2 separate regions of the Homo sapiens genome follow, and region 1 is linked to region 2. A link is a loop called in an ENCODE intact Hi-C map of the cell type or tissue named here. Cell type or tissue: IMR-90. All regions are shown on one strand. Region 1 overlaps ADGRA3 (adhesion G protein-coupled receptor A3). Region 2 holds the start of ADGRA3 (adhesion G protein-coupled receptor A3).

Region 1 (5,000 bases), 100 kb after region 2:
AAGATCTTGCAGAGTACCCATTACTGTAGAAGTTGACATTTATAATTGGTTATGAAGTTTGTTTCAGAAATATTTTTATTTCCCATTTTCTCCAGATGGTGTGAATGTAGATACCCACCACATCCCTGTTAATGTGACACTGCGTCGAATTGCACATGGAGCAGATGCTGTTGCAGCCCGGTGGGATTTCGATTTGCTGAACGGACAAGGAGGCTGGAAGTCAGATGGGTGCCATATACTCTATTCAGATGAAAATATCACTACGATTCAGTGCTACTCCCTTAGTAACTATGCAGTTTTAATGGTATGGCAGTTGTTAACTTTATGCATAAACACTATTCTACATTTTTGCTATGCATAATTAAGCTCAAATGAAGTGTTTTTTTGTTTTTTGTTTTTTTTTTTTTTTTACTTTTAACATAATTTGCTCCCTTTGATTATATGAGATGATATGTGTTCTAATTTTGATTTTAAAGGGAAATTAAGTTACTACCAAGTGAAATGTATGGGATTGAGTTTGGTATATAGGAATTTTAAATCAACTTTATAAGTCAATCAGTTCAGTTAGTCTTTGACCTTAAAACTTGGAGAGACTGTTGATGCAGATTCCCTCTGCCCAGAAAGAGTGATTTCATTTGCCGAAGGATACACAGTGAGTAGTGAAAGAACATTTTCCTACTTTGCAATCTAGCGCTGTTTCCCACTACATGTCGTAATTGTTAGACTCTATTTAAATTTAGAATTAATCATGATAATTTCATTTTTGTCATTGCAAGTGACAGTATTGACACAAAGAATGTCTTTTCAGTTTTAATGCCAGTCTAGTGTTGTTTTCTGTTATTTGCCGTTGTTAACACTAATTACAGGTTGAGTCTTATCTCTTATCTGAGATGCTTGGGACTAAAAATGTTTTGGATTTTGGATTTTTTCAGATTTTGGAATATTTGCATTATCACTTACCAGTTCATCATTCCTAATCCAAAAATCTGAAATCCTCCAAGGAGCATTTTCTTTGAAAAGTTTTAGATTTTGGAGCATTTTGGATTTAGGATTCTTGGGTTAGGGATACTCAACCTGTAATTTTTGGGGGGTAAAATAACAGTTATTAATGTACAGGAGCAAGTGTTTTTATTAATGAGGTCTTTAAGTGAATCTGACGTCTGAGCAGATAATTATGAAATAAACCATGCTAGTTCTTATTTTATATTGTAATTATTATAAATACTGACATCAAGGAGTATATTTAGAGTACGGTGGAAGGAATTACTGACGAGTGTGAAAGACATTTCCCAGAAATGGTTTGAGGTTACTCTGGGTGTGAGGAACTTCTATGTTATTTCTGATTCCAGCTGTAAATCTGTTTTCTAGAAAATGTTTTATCAAAGTGCTAAATACCTTGAAACATGATATATTTTACATTTCATGAATTTTTCTTTTCTTAAAAAAATAGCATTTAGCACTAGAAATGATCTTGAAGTAAACCTGAATTATAAATAATTTTCTTTGACTCTTGTATGTTTTTTTTTGTTGTTGTTGTTGTTTCAATTCAACTTATACCTTACCTGGTACACAGGTCAAGCAAGCAGAAAGGTGAATAGATTATTTATCAGAGTAAAGGGATTATCTTTTCATTGACATAATTGAGCATTTTATACAAGTGCAAGCAACATATTTAAACATGTATGTTTATAGACTCGGCTATATTTGTATATTTGTATATATAAAGGACCTTTATTCAATTGGGATTAACTTTAGTGTTGACAGTTTATGATTCTGATTCTCTTTGTAAATGGAAGATGTCTTGATTTCTGTAAGCATGAGTCTGGTTTCTATAAGTTCACATTTTATTATTGTGTAGTCAACTTATATTTATTTTTTGTTTTTTTGAGACAGAGTCTCACTCAGGTTGCCCAGGCTGGAGTGCAGTGGTGCAATCTCGCCTCACTGCAGCCTCTACCTCCCAGGCTCAGGTGATTCTCTTACCTCATCCTCCTGAGTAGCTGGGATTACAGGCAGGCACCACCAAACCCGGCTAATTTTTGTATTTTTAGTAGAGACTGGGTTTTGCCATGTTTCCCAGGCTGGTCTTGATCTCCTGGACTCAAGTGATCTGCCTGCCTCAAGCTCGGAAAGTGCTGGGATTATAGGCATGAGCCACTGCCACCTTTTAAATTAAAGCATGAAGCGTTAAAGTATGTGGCATTTTCTCTTCCATTTTGAAAGTGTTTTCTCATTCAGTTTTGAATATAAAATAAACTGTGATGTACTGATGAGAAATAATATTCAACATTGTCAGAAATTTATAAGTTAACAAGAAAAAATTGAGCAAAATAAATGAAACACAAAACATACACAAAAATGCATTTTATAAGCCTTCGCTGTGATATTGCACCATGTGAAACTTTTATTTTTATTTAGTCTAATACCAGTTTAAAGCATCTATTTGTGAACTTCCTAGCTGTTCTTCAAAACTATTAAATTAGTATAATCCTTTTCTGGAAGGAATAAGCTATTCTTTTATCTTTCAGACTTTTAATCTCTTAAAAAAATGTAATACACAATTCTTTAAAGTTAAAATACTGTAGTACTAAGATTTTTTTTCTATTTATTTTCAAAGACTTTTTCCTTTTCTTAAATGTAATTGTGCCATCTAGAGGCAGCAAAGAGAAATGTATTTGAAATTGTTGACAAAATTAAAGTTACTGCATGGGAGTTAGTTGCTAATTAAACATAAAGAAAAAGTTAATGAAATTATACCCACTTTTAGGTAAAGTTATGTTTAGGATTGAAAAAATTGTTTTTAAAAAATTAGAAAGCAAATTAGAAAGCAGTGTCTTTTTTCCTTATATTAAGCTTTTAAAAATTGATAAAATCCTATGTCTCTTGAATACCATCTTAATATATCCTTTTATATAGTAAGTCTAAATTCCTATCTTGGGATATAGTCCATAAAACTTTCCTTTATCTGATTTTAAGAGTTTTGAATTTTTAAAAAATGCGACATAAAGAATATACTTGTTCATAAATCTGAGTATACATCCTGCTATACCAGTTATTTACTAAGGTCTCATTGGGAGCCAGAAAAAAAAATTAAGCAGAAATTAGGTTTGCTTGAATGATATGATCTGGAATAGCCAGGTGGGGCAGGAAGATTCACAGGAGCTGGTGTCTGTAGGAAAAAACAAAGAAAGAAAACTGAATAGAAAGTAGGGTTATGATTAGGTTCAAACTATGTAGTGCTTAATACTTTAATCACTAGTGGTGAAGATAAGCTAATTTATATACATTGATTCCTCTTTTGTTGTGTTCACCTAAAAATATGAAACTAGAGAGCATTCATTAATTTTCTTTTTCTAGTGATTCTTTTACATTTGTTTATATAAAACATGCTGAATACCATCTTAATATGTCATTTTATAGATTAAAATGGTATTCAAAGCAACTTTGATATCATTTACTCTATAATTGAACATAAATGCTAGTGATGTTTTTGTTTAAATAATTTTAAAATAAGTACTATACTCACATGGATGTAATGTTTTATTTATTTCTACACATTAACATACAGTGAAAGCTGGAAGTCCTACCTATCTCTCGTATCACACTGATAAGTAACTACTGTTTGTTTCTCGCGTATTGTTGAGGAGACCCTCGTGTTTATGGAAACAAAAATGAGTATATGTTCCTATTTTTTTGCATTTTTGCACAAAGGTTGCATACTACACACACTGTTCTAAACCGTGCTTTTTTCTGTAGAGCAACATTTCTTAACTATGATGGTGATAATGTATCTTAAAGAAGAGGATGGTGATGGTGGTAGTGGTGGCCAATCTTTATTAAGCACTTATGTGTCAGCCACTCCTCTGATGTCTTTATATACATTCAGTTACTCAGCTCTTATAACAGCCTCATGAGAAATAGTACTGTCATCACCCCCACTGTACAGATGTGGAAACTGAGGCAGAGAGAGGTTAAATGCCATGCTCACAAAGCTAGTGCTGGTATTGGGATTTGAATTCACAGTCTCATTTTGGGATCTGTGTTAATAATCCCTCTGCTAAGTCTCCTTTCTGAAATCCTCTCAATATACGAGTTTCCTCATTCTTTCTTATCTCTGAATATTATGTTTCTACCATAATTTATTTAGATATTTCTCTATTGTGTTTGTTTCTAGTGGTTTGTACAGTGTCATTTTGCACATTTAATTGAGCATCTGTGAGACAAATTCTCCAAAGTGGAATTGATAATCAAAGGGACCAACTGGTTTAAATTGAGGTATTGAGCAAAGTGCACAAATATTGGTTATATTTTTACAAAAGAATGTATAAGAACAAGATTTGTAGTAGAGTGCTGGACAGTGCTCCTGTGTTTCTCTCTAGTCAGTTCCTGCCACCATCTCCAGGAACCACCCTTTTGATGTCTCTCACTATAGATAGGTTTGGCCTGTTTTTAGACTTTAGTTGTGTAGTATGTACACTTGTGTCAGGTTCTTTCCTGTCATTACATGGTTGGAATTTATCTTCATTTTTGCATTTAGCAGCAGTTTATTCTTTTCCATTGCAGTGTAGCAGTCCATTGTATCAATATGCCAAAGTTTGTTCATTTTATCATTGATAGCCATTTCTGTTTCTAGGTTTTGGGTGTCAAGAAAAAGCTGCTGTGAGTACTCATGTATATGTTTTATGATGGACATGTACACTCAGGAGTGAAATTGCTAGATTGTAGGCTTTCCATGTGTTTAGCTTTAAGTAGCTAAAGCCATGCAGTTGACCAAAGTGGTTATGTTGGTTTACAGTCTCAACAGTAATGAGAGTTCCAGGTGCTCTACATTTTGACCATGCTTGGAATTGTCAATCTTCAGTTTTAGTCTTCTGGTGGTAGTGTTGTGATGTATCATTCTAGTTTTAATTTGCATTTCTCTGGTGACTATTGATGTTGAGCACTTCTTTAGCTTTTTATTGGCAGTTTGGATATCCCCTTTTCCTGACGTTCCTGCTCAA
Region 2 (5,000 bases):
TAATTTCTCAAGGCAGGAGCACAGAATATATTTTATTAGCATGATATAGTCCTTGTAAAATTTTAAACATAGGGTAGGTAAGCCCTGGGCTTGCAAATGTTAGGGCGAGGCTGGAAGTCAGAGTAATCAATTCTGTTGGGGTTTCTTGGAGGGTTTGCTCATTATTGCTCGAACTGGTGAACATCTCAAGTATCTTTGCCTGTCGAATTTCTTTCAAAAGGCTGCCTTTCTAGTGAGGTCCAGATGCATCCTTTAGAGACCATCGCTGTTGTTGCTGAAGGCCAGAAACAGCTTCAGATTGTTCACTGTATTGAAGAGGAACCTGTTTACTGGCTCCAGTGTATTTGGGACAAATAAGACTACCATAATGAGGTGAGAAGGCGATTCCTTCCGAAACACTTGGTTTTGGGTACTTTTCCCATAGGGTTGGTCAGGGAAATTCCCTACTCTCGTCCCTACTCCATCCTCCGGGCCAGGCTCCTTGGGCCACATGGGCAGTCTCCAGGAGCGCACAAGACTGCTTTGTCCTGTGCCCGCGGTGCGAGCGCGGTGGCGGCGAAGGGAAACGAGCAGGAGAGTGGCCACCGCGGGTGGAGTTTGGACTCGAACTTTCCTCCGTTCGGACTCGAACTTTCCTCCGTTCTCTCTACGAGTTACTGCCTTCCCGCGGGCTCCCCACAACTCCTGCCCGGAGGCCGAGGCCCGGGCGCGCACCGGGTCGGAGTCGGGCTCGGCAGGTCCCGGGAGCGCGCGCCTCCTCCCCGAGGTCCCGGGCAGCTGCAGACACGGGGAGAGCAGGAGAGCCGGGAAAGAGGAGGGGAAGGGGCGGGGGCGGCCGCCGGCGGCGGGCGGGGAGGAGCCGCCGCGCGCGGGTCCTGGCCAGGGGAGGAGGCAGTGGCGGCGGCGGCGGCGGCAGAGGAGGAGGAGGAGGCGGTGCTCGCGCCGGGCGGTAGAGCGGCGCTGGGACCCATGCGGCCGTGACCCCCGGCTCCCTAGAGGCCCAGCGCAGCCGCAGCGGACAAAGGAGCATGTCCGCGCCGGGGAAGGCCCGTCCTCCGGCCGCCATAAGGCTCCGGTCGCCGCTGGGCCCGCGCCGCGCTCCTGCCCGCCCGGGCTCCGGGGCGGCCCGCTAGGCCAGTGCGCCGCCGCTCGCCCCGCAGGCCCCGGCCCGCAGCATGGAGCCACCCGGACGCCGGCGGGGCCGCGCGCAGCCGCCGCTGTTGCTGCCGCTCTCGCTGTTAGCGCTGCTCGCGCTGCTGGGAGGCGGCGGCGGCGGCGGCGCCGCGGCGCTGCCCGCCGGCTGCAAGCACGATGGGCGGCCCCGAGGGGCTGGCAGGGCGGCGGGCGCCGCCGAGGGCAAGGTGGTGTGCAGCAGCCTGGAACTCGCGCAGGTCCTGCCCCCAGATACTCTGCCCAACCGCACGGTCACCCTGTGAGTATCTCCCGCGACGCTGGGTCCTCTCCCGCTCGGCTCTTTCTTATCTCTCCGCTCAACTTTGGAGCAGGGTCCAGCCGGCACCCACGCGCCTTTGTGTGGAGCTGTAGGCAGGGGGCGGTGCTAGGAAAGACCTCGTGTGCTTGGCATGGGTGCAGTTCAGGGAAAGGCAAGGGAATCTGCGTCCGAGCTGCCTCCCAGCTCCACTAGTTTGCAAAGTAAAGTTTTCGGGTTCTCAGGCGCTCCCCGCGCTGTCCCCGGCGCAGCGCTTTTGGGCTGCGCGGTGCCACGTGAGGATGCAAGTAAACACGCAGTCAACAGAGTTAAAGCTCATTCATCCTGGGCTTGGGTTTCCAGAAAACACAATGCTTGATTGCAAGCGCCAGTCCTTCTGCTTCTTTGCAAATTAAGTTACACTTACGTGGTAGAGTTTGCAAAACACAAGGACTGTGTGCGAGCCCAAACCCCAAGACGCTTCCTTTGCCTTTTGCTATCTTAGTTTTATTACAGTTAAAGAGCACCTTTTAAGATAGAGTTGTTATTAAGGGCTGGAAACATTTCAGATCAATCTGTTTATGTACCTTGCAGTCCCGTTTTCGTGTCTGTGAGGGCTTATATTTAAAAGCCAGGAACATTGGAACTGAAAACCGTGGGTTTATTGAGCCTTCCAACTCGAGGGATTTTTGATTTTCGGATTGAGTTTCCACCTGGAAGGAAAAATTTTGGTAACTCACTTGTGCTGGGATTCACGGTTCAGTTTTGCAAACGTAGTTTTGCCAATTCTAGCTGAACAGTTGGCCCCAGTGACTGTCGAGTTTGTTTTCAGAAGGATGAATTGGTTTGGAAAGTTTTGAGTCTAAGTGTTTCTCATGGGTATTTTGTTCAACTGAAATGTGAGTCCCTTGGCTCGGGGTTCCTCTATGTTGTTTTGGTTGGTTTCCTAAAAAAAGAATCAAGGCAGCCACTATACAAACATGAATGCAAGGACCGCAGCATGATCTATGAAAACACTTAAAGTATGGTTTTAAATGTAACCCAAATTCAGCAGGAGTATACACAGGTAGGCCAGGTATACATTTCATTACTAACACTTTTGTTTACCTTCATTTCCATTTTTTGAATTAGGAAACGTTTAACCATGAAAATTGTGTCTATGTGTCTATTTATGGAGGCATGAAGATGGATGAAAGAGTTTTTGTTTTATTTGACTCCGTTACTAACACGTTACCATGTGGTGGTGGCAGCAGTTATATTTATTTATTTCTTAGTCAGATTCTTTGAAGTGGAAATTTTCGGTATGGGACTTTAATTACAGTCCAAATGGAGAAAATCCCAATGTTGGAGGAGATTTTCTTTGTTACTCTGCAAAAATTAGTCATCATGCAGTTATGTTATAAACATTTAGGTTTTGGGTCAATGAGTGACATTTACGTTGACTCATGTTTAGGTCCAGTTTTTCTGACCTAAAAGTGTCCACAATTTCAGCTGGATTAGGTCAACTACTAGTAAATTGTTGATTTTGCGTTGCAGAAAAAAATAGGGGATATGGTGGTAAATTGATTTTCAGCATATTACCAATTAAACTATTTTTCTACAATTTTTAGAAACTGGTTAAAATATAAGTAACTATGAAATGTCATTTCAATCCAGTTTTTTTTTTTTTTTTTTTTTTTTTTTTTGCCTGAAAGCTTTTTAGATGAAAATAAAGTTAAGGTTGGGCATGGTGGGCTCACACCTGTAATCCCAGGGCTTTGTGAGGTCAAAGCGGGTGGATCCCTTGAGGTCAGGAGTTCAAGACCAGCCTGGCCAACTTGACGAAACCCTGTCTCTACTAAAAATACAAAAATTAGCCAGGCGTAGTGGCGTATGCCTGTCATTCCAGCTACTTGGAAGGCTGAGGCAGGAGAATCACTTGAACCCGAGAGGTGGAGATTGCAGTGAGCCGAAATCGCACCACTGCACTCCAGCCTATGTAACAGAGTGAGACTCCCATTCAAAAAAAAAAAGAAAAAAAAAATTTGTTTAGTGAATGGGAAGAAGATACAATTAAGGATCAATTAAAGCTGTTCTGCTGGTTGTGGTGGCTCATGCCTGTAATCCTAGTACTTTGAGAGGTGGAAGTGGGTGGATCACCTGAGGTCAGGAGTTCGAGACCAGCCTGGCCAACATGCTTAAAGCCCCATCTCTACTAAAAATACAGAAAATTAGCTGGGCGTGGTGGCGTGCACCTGTAATCCCAGCTAGTCGCTACTCGGGAGGCTGAGGCAGGAGAATTGCTTGAACCCAAGGAGAAGGAGTTTGCAGTGAGACAAGAAGGCACCATTGCGCTCCAGCCTGGGTAACAAGAATGAAACTCCATCTCAAAAAAAAAAAAAAAAAAAGAGGAAAGTTGTTCTGGCTGAAGAGGGTTCAAGGTATATGAGGCCCCCTGTAGAGGGGTCTTATGGGCCAGTTTCCTCATTTTACTGGGGAAAGAGTTAGAGTTACTGTAGATAAGGGACTTGCTCACCAGAATTCTCATAGTAGCATCAGAGTCCACGTCCCAGATTCCTGTCCTGCAGTTCAGATGCTTTCTCATTCCTCACCTTGCCTTCATCTTAGTTGAGCACAGTTTTTGTTGAGTGGCCTCTAGGTAGTAGGTAGCGTGTTGAAGTTTGGACTGTGTGTTAGTGCCTAGGGCTGCTGCAGATTACTACAGGCTTGGTGGCTTGAAACAACAAATTTATTCGCTCATAGTTCTGGAGGCCACAAACCCCAAATCAATCTATTAGCAGGGCCATGCTCTCTCTGAGGACTTTAGGAAGAATTCATGCTTGCGTCTCTCATCTTCTGGTTTTCCTTGGCTTGGGGCAGCATCACTTAAGTCTCCGCATCTGCCTTCCATTGGCCTTCTCCCTGTGTGTCTGTGTGTCTCAAGTCCTCTCCTTTCTCTTATAAGGATACCAGTTACTGAATTTAGGGTCCACCCTAGGTCCAGGATGATCTCATCCCAAGATCCTTTAATTAAATACATCTGCAAAGACCCTGTTTACAAGTAAGATCACGTTAAAAGGTCAGGACTTGGACATTTCTTTCTATGAAACACTGTCCAGCTCATGACAGAATACAAATAAAAACATGCTCTTTCTTCTCCAGGAAATTACAGATATTTGGGGAGAAAAATTCATGACTAAGTCTCAGAACAGTATGGTCAATGCTCTATTACCAGGGTGCACATGTAGCAAAAGAAACCCAGAGGAGGGCAACCAGGGCCTCCTTCTCCCTCAATCCTAGTGGGATTGAGGATCCTGAGCCAATTCTGGAAAGAGGAAAAAGATCACTGTGGGGCGGGCGCAGTGGCTCACACCTGTAATCGCAGTACTTTGGGAGGTTGAGATGGGCAGATCACTTGAGACCGGGAGTTCGAGACCAGCCTGACCAACATGATGAAACCCCATCTCTACTAAAAATACAGATATTAGCTGGATGTGGTGGCTTGCACCTGTAATCCCAGCTACTAGGGAGACTGAGGCAGGCAGGAGAATCGCTTGAACCCGGGAGGCGGAGGTTGCAGTGAGTGAAGATC

The links. Peaks named below come from ENCODE experiments on the same cell type or tissue, not always from the same donor. Only the 100,000 strongest peaks of a DNase experiment are listed, where the experiment ranks them.
Region 1: it touches region 2 in a loop (3-fold over the local background); 18 of 110 quality-filtered maps call a loop at or near these places.

The regions. Positions count from the first base shown.
Region 1 is chr4:22,408,486-22,413,485 of GRCh38, reverse strand. ADGRA3 (adhesion G protein-coupled receptor A3) reads left to right here. Exons shown (of 19, transcript NM_145290.4): 14 at 96-304. Among named protein-coding and RNA genes, the nearest start is that of MIR12115, 100 kb to the left of the region's middle. In IMR-90, a CTCF peak has its summit at 2,664 (motif pointing left); no DNase peak of the experiment used is centred here.
Region 2 is chr4:22,511,960-22,516,959 of GRCh38, reverse strand. It overlaps ADGRA3 (adhesion G protein-coupled receptor A3), which reads left to right and starts at 894. Exons shown (of 19, transcript NM_145290.4): 1 at 894-1,432. The coding sequence starts at 1,176. MIR12115 (microRNA 12115) reads right to left here and starts at 1,648; the gene lies at 1,575-1,648. In IMR-90, no CTCF peak of the experiment used is centred here; DNase peaks (open chromatin) are centred at 1,559 and 2,839; H3K4me3 peaks cover 2,467 bases; H3K27ac peaks cover 1,838 bases.